Regions from separate parts of the Homo sapiens genome. Here region 2 is linked to region 1. Evidence: chromatin contacts called from ENCODE POLR2A ChIA-PET data. All regions are on one chromosome and are shown on one strand. Each heading gives the region's core, a stretch centred on a gene start or an enhancer-like site at or near the end of the contact. The rest is flanking DNA. Distances are from core to core; before and after follow the strand shown.

Evidence for each region. ChIA-PET counts read pairs that join two places held with the same protein, here RNA polymerase II (POLR2A).
Region 2: POLR2A ChIA-PET joins it to region 1 with 13 read pairs in BJ. The contact joins two enhancer-like sites. POLR2A ChIA-PET finds 5 or more read pairs at or near these places in 3 of 52 experiments (BJ, HEK293T and activated T-cell).

Annotation. Positions count from the first base shown.
Region 1 is chr1:59,548,350-59,552,289 of GRCh38, forward strand. All of the region lies in intron 7 of FGGY (FGGY carbohydrate kinase domain containing), which reads left to right. Among named protein-coding and RNA genes, the nearest start is that of MIR4711, 180 kb to the right of the region's middle. Within about 2 kb of position 1,851, at least 11 of the 41 ENCODE cell types and tissues checked have a DNase peak (open chromatin) inside an H3K27ac peak, as active enhancers do.
Region 2 is chr1:59,763,012-59,766,866 of GRCh38, forward strand. No RefSeq gene overlaps it. Among named protein-coding and RNA genes, the nearest start is that of MIR4711, 32 kb to the left of the region's middle. Within about 2 kb of position 2,285, at least 2 of the 41 ENCODE cell types and tissues checked have a DNase peak (open chromatin) inside an H3K27ac peak, as active enhancers do.

The sequences.
Region 1 (3,940 bases), core at 601-3,100:
AATTCTGCAGGTCGTGGATGGCGTATCTCCCATTTATTGAGTACTGGTGTGTTCCACCTAAATCTCATTTAATTCTCACAGCAACTTTGTGGGTGAGTATTGCTATCCAAATTCTTCAGATATGGAAATTGAAGTTCTAAGGGGTCAAGGCATCTTTGCCCAAGGGGATGAAAGAGGGATTCAAGTCTAACTCTGAAGAAGTAGATAAACAACAAAAACAGCAATAACAATAATAAAAGTAATAAAAACAGCAAAGGTTCATATAGTACTAGGCATGTTTTAACCTGTACCGTTCAATATAATATCCACTAGCTATATGTTGCTACTTAAATGTGAATTAATTAGGATAGAATAAAAAATTCAGTCCTCAGTTGTACTAGCCACATTTTCAGGGCTCAATTGCCACATGTGTCTGGTATCTATTGTATCAGACAGTGCAAATATAGAACATTTCCATCATCACAGAATGCTCTTATTAGCACTGTTATGGGTACTTTACACCTATATTAACATATATAATTTTTATAATCTGTGAGGAGGATACTATTCATATTGTAGAGATGTGGAAATTGAGGCATAAGGAAGATAAGAAACATAAAGAAGATAAGAAATCACATGATGAATGAGTCCTTATTTTTAAGCACTGTGCCATAATACTAACTCAATATATTGTGTTCTGTTTAACATAAATGAATGTTAGTCAAAATAATGGACTTCAGTGTCTGCGTGTATGTAGTCTGGTGTTAAGTCTTCTGCAGAGAACACGTCTTTGATATGATTCTTATCCTTCCAGAAGCATACAGTTGTCAATTTGCATGTATAAAGCTGGTGGTCACTAGAGAGTCTTCTCTGGAGCCCTTCCTCTCCAGGAACTCCAGAAACCTCCCAGCCAGCTTTGGCAAGAAACTCACTGGATGGGATTCATCAGTCAGTTCATTCATCCAAATGACTGAATCAAGAGTCTCAAACAGATGTAGTCTTAAATAATGTTCAAAACCCTTCTTATCCTTTTTGATACTTCAGAGAAGGTGCCTGAGGTTATTAAAAGAGAATCTTTTTCAAGATGCCAACACATCAGACTCAAAGACTGAAAATCCTAGTTGAGTCCAACTTCTACCTCTAAGTTACTAAATAAACTCGACTAAATTACTTCACCTTTCTGAAATTCAATTTCTTCAACTGTGAACTGGAAATAAAATACACATATCACAGGATTTTCTAAGGACTAATTGAAGGTTACAGTGTTTGAGGATACTTTGCAAGCTATAAAGTACTTTATATGGCTATAAAGTGGGAGATAATTATAACACAAATGCGAGAACTCAGGATGTTTTTCTTCTATATAACCTTGTAAGCTTTCAAAACTGCCACAGCGTGATAAATTATAGGAAAATGTACTCTTAATCATAACATTTGCAAAGTCTCTTTTTTATTTTACATAAATATAGTAGGGACTCAATGCTTGGGTGGAAGTATTGTTGGTTGGATGAATGGGAGAGATGAAGGGAGACAGCATATTAAATAAGAGAGCTGTTCATGAAGTTTTAAATGTTCCTTTTTTAACATTCTTTTTAAACATTGCTTGATATGAACTATGTGTGTTACATGGAGGGTTGGGAGACATTTAATTCATTGAGTTAGCCTGTTTTTCTGCTATTTGTTTTTTAGTTCAACAAACATTTATTGAGCAACTGCCATCAGTTGGGCATTGTGCAAGTTTCAGGGAAAACACAGTTGATGATGTCACTGTTTTTTTATGCCTGTTTCTTCATCTGCTAATTTTTCTCCTTAAACATTTTGAGGATTGCAGAATAAACTGACACTGGTATGGTCATATGAAGGGCCCCAGCGGTACCGAGGGCTGCACTTGTGTCAAATTGTTTCCTGATGTACACATGCAGCCTGTGAGTTCTCTGTGGATGGCAAAATATGTTTCTCCGGAAAGAAGAAAGCTCCTCCCACCTTTTCTTGCTTTTCCCTGCTTATCTCTGAACCTCTTTTCTCGGGGATAGCCCATCAAAGCACTGTGTGGCCAAAGGAAAAATAAGATGTCAGCTCTCCGACTCATGTGGTCTTGCAGTGAACATCAGCTATGCATGGCTGCTGAATTGGGGTGGACATTAGGCAGAGTGTAGAGAACCTCTTGAGGGGAAATGAGGCCAGTCCTGCCCAATATATATAATTTTAGGTAAGGAGATACCTCAGCTTGTATTTTAGGAGAAGCACTGTGTATATACTGAGAATGGCTGAGGAAGGACCTCCATTTGTAATTCATTTCTCTCATTGTGGGGATGAGAGAACCAGTTCAAACTTTTAGGCCATTTGTGGCAGAATTGGGGCTGAAACTCTTGTTTTTCTAACTCTTAGCCCATGGCTCTCACTGAGTTTCATGGTGAACTAGCACTTCCAAGTATGTTTTCATTATGTAAGACAATTATAACATCATAAAGTGAGGAGTATAGAAAGAACATAAGCTTTGGAGTCAGACAGAACAAGGTCAAATCCTGGCACTGCTTCTTAAATCCATGTGGCCTTGGGCAAGTTACCTGAACACTCTGCTCTGTTCTTCTACTTCTGCATCTATTAAGAGGAAGAAAGAATGTTTACCTTTTATGGATGTTGCAAAGATTAAATGAGAGAACATTCAAGGAGCTCAGCACAGTACCCAGCCTATCTTTGATGTTGATATGTTTACTAGAAAGGAAGAATCCAGTTGTCTCTTGAGAGGGGGTTCAGATGATGATGATGGTGATGATGGTGGTGGTGGAGAGAGTGATGGTAGTGATGATGGTGACAGAGCTACCATTAAACATCTCTTTTTAAGCATTTCTGCAATATCACAACAACCATGTGATGTTGTGATTTTCCTCATTTTATAGCAGATCCTTCTGTCTCCAAATTCCATCCTTTTCTCATAATAGCACACTAGTTCTCAGGTTCTAAGTCTAGATATAGCAGCAGTGAATCTGCCAACCCAAGAAGAAACAAATAAATATTTCCTACACATTTCTTTTTCCTTCATTTTAATTCCCTTTTCGTATTGACTGACCCTGTAACATTAACTTTGCCTGTACTTTATGTTTATGCAACCAGTAAATGTGGGTGATTCTCAGGAATTCCTTGAACCTATTTATGATACTGTGGAGCAGCGTGGCCAACTCCTTTTCTGTCAAGGATCTCAGAATCAATATATTTAAGATCCCAAGATTTTGAGATGTACAGATAAGTGAACATTGGTTGCCTGGCTATTGGATTTTTATCTTAGAGAAAAACCTGTGAGTCTTGGTGGGGAAGAACCAGCACTTTGGAATCAGATTACCTGAATGTGAATCACAGCCCAGTTCCTTGTGAGCTGCATGACCCTGGTGAAGTTACTACTCATTTCTAAGCTTCGATTTTCTTATCCATAAAATGAGGATAATACTAATACCAATGACATTAGTTTGTTGTAAGAATAAAATGAGACATGTATAGAAAGAGCATGTAAAAAGAGCTCAGTTAAAATGAGCTCATATCTTGGGTTATTCCTGTACAAAAGCCTTTGTGCCCTGAATGGAGAATCGTGTCACTCAGGATTCACTCAGCAAAACACAAACCACTCTAATTGTTTAAAAAACCAGTAACTTAATACCCAAAAATGGCGATCCTGATGATGGAGGAGCTGAGAAGGGCTACATTCCCTGTGAAGCAAATCAGAGATCAGTGAAATGGAAGCAGCTACCATCCCCAGGCTGGAGGGACTAAGGAGGGAGGAGGGAGGTGGTGTTCTCATAGTCTGAGGGCAGGGGACACCAGCCGATGCTGGAGCCATGGCAGCCCTGTCAACAGAGCCCGAGTGGTGGAGGGGAAGCAGCTGCTGCCTGGCACAGAAGAGAAGTAGATAGGCTCTTGCTTCCCCTTGCCTGCAGGGGTAGCCCCACAATACTGAGCAGAGCAGCGG
Region 2 (3,855 bases), core at 1,035-3,534, 220 kb after region 1:
GACTACAGGCGCCCGCCACCGCGCCTGGCTAATTTTTTGTATTTTTAGTAGAGACAGGGTTTCACCATGTTAGCCAGGATGGTCTCGATCTCCTGACCTCGTGATCTTTCCGCCTCGGCCTCCCAAAGTGCTGAGATTACAGGCATGAGCCACTGCGCCCGGCCAGGCCTGTACTTTTTAATCAATTAAATGTCAGCTATTAAATGAAAAACTTACATTACTTTAGGTAGGACATCTAATGCATAGTCGATGTCTTTTATGGCATTTTCCCCTCCTGTGCAGGATCTAGTCTAGGGTCAGATACCACATTTATTTGCAGAATTGTAATTTCACAATCATCATATTAAAGACAGGTATAGGCAGGAATCATCGATGGATCCAGGAGGGAATTTTGAAGAATAACAGGATATATGCATAATCTTAAAATATCTCTTCAGAATTTGCTTATTAGTTACAAGAGGAAAAAGAACGTTAAGTATACAGGGAAGAAATAGGACAACATCTTGATTAGGTGATCCAAATCAACTTCAGATGGGCAAATGGACATTGTGTGCCTCCAGATATGAGAAAAGAAAGAGCATTTTAATGCAGAGCCTGAATCTAATCAGAAGGAAACATCAGACAAACGCAACATGGGAAGCATTTTATTTTTTAATGGACTATATTTTTCAAAAATATCTATGTCATACTGACAAAGAAAGGCTGTGGGAAGTTTCCAGATTAAAGGAAACTGAAGAAACCTGATGGCTAAAAGCTTTTGATGTAGACAAGCACTGGGAAAACTAGCTGTTTTAGTTGATACCACAGCAGACACACAAACGCACACAGACATACACATACATATACATACATAAATATGTCAACACCCACACATAATTTCAGACCCAAGAGTAACTGCTAACGTTGATTTGAGAGCTGTCATAGCTCAAATGAGTGTGGGTAGAGGACATGCTAAGACTTCAGCAAAAGACAGCAGGTAGAGAAGAAAAAGCCAATATAATTCAGTAAATAAACATCCTCTGGAGTACTTTGTGCCACATGTTGTGGTAAGCACTGGTCTACAGGAATAAATAAGACATGGCCCCTGCCTTCAGGAACCTCCCTGTTTAATGAGAGACATAGACAAATAGATTGATGACAGTACATTATGAGAAATGCTACAATTACAAAAAAAAAAGTACCTGCTGCATGGAGCCCATCAGTCAGAAAAGGAGGAAGGAGAAGGTGGGATGAAAAACAATATGGTGTAACAGCTATGAGCCCTGGCCTGGGATCCTAGGCCTGGTCTTACCTCTTACTAGATGGGTGACTTGGAGAAAGGTCCTTAATCTTCCTAAGTCTCAGTTTCCTCATTTTGAAATGAATAGGTATTGAATATGAATATGTTTTTTTTGTTGTTGTTGTTGTTGGTTTTTTTGTTTTTGTTTTTGTTTTTGTTTTTTTGAGACGAAGTCTTGCTCTCGCCCAGGTTGGAGTGCAGTGGCTTGATCTCTGCTCACTGCAAGCTCCACCTTCCAGGTTCACGCCATTCTCCTGCCTCAGCCTCCCGAGTAGCTGGGACTACAGGCACCCGCCACCACGCCCAGCTAATTTTTTGTATTTTTAGTAGAGACGGGGGTTTCACCATGTTAGCCAGGATGGTCTCGATCTCCTGACCTCGTGATCCGCCCGCCTCGGCCTCCCAAAGTGCTGGGATTACAGGCGTGAGCCACCGCACCTGGCCTGAATATGTTAATAGTACCTACTTTACAGGATTATAATGAGGACTAAAGGAGATAATGCATATAAAGCACTCGGCTCAATTGCATGGTCCATGCCTGTGTTATTACAGGGCTCTGCTCCTAGAAGATGCTCAAAATAGTAACTGTAGTAAGCATGGAGAAGGGTGAGCACCCCAGTTATGAAGGTCAGCTCTGCAATAGCATTCTACAGTATCCAAAGGATATAGGGACCTTAGGCATAGCCCCGAGTGAAGGTGGGTGTGCGTGTCTGATCTAGCTGGCCTAAAAGCAGAAGGAAGCCCAGTGCATTCATAGATCCTAGCCAGAGGTTGCACTAGGGATAAAGGAGGATTGGGGATCACTACAGAAGAGGAGTCGGGTATTGCAGGATCTAAGCAAGATGTCAGGTCTATGGTCAAACAGGCTTCAGCTGCAAAAGCTGATTATCACTCACTGAGAAACGGGCAGGCCTGGACCTGCTCACACAAAACCCTGGTGAATGCGGTGGTTGTCTGTGGATACAAAAGGCAGACATAAAAGCATGAATAATTACCAACTATCTGCCAAGTCCTTGTTGTATGTCCTCTCCAATCCTCCTACAGCACTGTGAGGTAGGCAGCATTATCTCCACCTTATAGTTGAGAAAGTTGAGTTTCAGAAAAGACATAGTTGAGAAAATTGAGTTTCAGAAAAGATAGACACTTTGCCCAGAGTCACCAGATGGTAGCAGAGATAGGATTCAAATCCAGATCTGCCTGGATGCAAAACTTTAGGTATCACCCCACTGTAACAGCTGGAGAGGAATCCTGCCCACCACCTGCTCTTTAGTTGCAGTGCTCATGTTGTTGATTGCCAAGCTCCGGGTGCTGGCCATTCTTTCAAGCAAACTCGTATCCAAACCAAACCTGACCTGAGTTTTCACTGCTTTATAGAGAAAGGAAAACACACAGAAATTAGGCAAAAACACATGGCAACACTAGGACACCTTTGGCATCTCAACAGTGAGGAGCAGCTTGATAGAAAGGAGAAGGGCTGAAAGACCTTGGGCAACATAGCTAACCTGTCTAAGCCTCAGTCTTTCCCTCTGTGGTGGGATCATTCTGCTACCTACCTCCTAGGGTTGGTGGTAAGGATTCAGTGAAAGAACTGTGGATAAAGCCCTTAGCACAATGCCTTTCAGACAATAGGCACTCTACAAATATTGTTTCTCCATGGTTCTCTCTGCCTCCTAGCTAGGAGGTTAATCCCTAAGAAAATCATTCTGGTTCCTACTATAAAGCCACCGTGTTAGGAAAAAATATAAATGTCTATATATAATTCTATTAGAAACCACGTGTGGCTCAGTAATAAAAATTTTAATCACTCCAATACACACCTCCTTGCACTGAGAAAGGTGGTTTTATTTAATACATGCATGTAAAGTATATTTAGCTTTGATGAATAAGAATTGCAGTGTGGCCAGAGTGGTTTGTGAGATTTTTGTTTTGTTGCCTACTGAAAGCTTTTCTTTCAAGTTAAAGCCAGACTTGCTTAGCAAATCATTTTGCCAAGGAACGCATTACAGGTTTTAAATTTTGACCAAAAATACTTCCCATATGCGAAGAACATAAATGTGGCTTTCAAAAGAGCCAAAGAGAACAAAAGCTGGGGGAGGTGAGGAAGAAAAGACAAGAATGACAGAATGGAGTGGCATGTTGCAGAGCTACAGTAAACTACAGGACCCGATGCCACAGTGAGCTGGAGTCCTAGTGAGGCATCCAGAAGGGACGCCCTCTCTTGTGAAGATCCAGACTGGGCATTTGATCTTTATATTCAGAGCATAATCTGTGTTGTTGCCAGTTGCACTGGGGAGTATAAGTTCCAAGAGGAGCAGTAAAAATATCGTAAGGCAACCCTGGAAACGCCCAGCTTTAAGAATGCACCAAATCAGCATGTGAGTTAGCAAGCTAGAATGCTTAGGTTTTAATATCAACATGATCTGCTATTTCTCCCAGGCCTGAGGATAATCACGTTCTTTAGATTTACTTACCTGCTTTTTTCTTCCTCCCCCCGGCCACCGGCCTGTGAGCTCTTGGAGGGCTCAGAGTATCTTATAGCCTGTTCTCTGTACCCAAACAGTTCTTGGCACGTAATG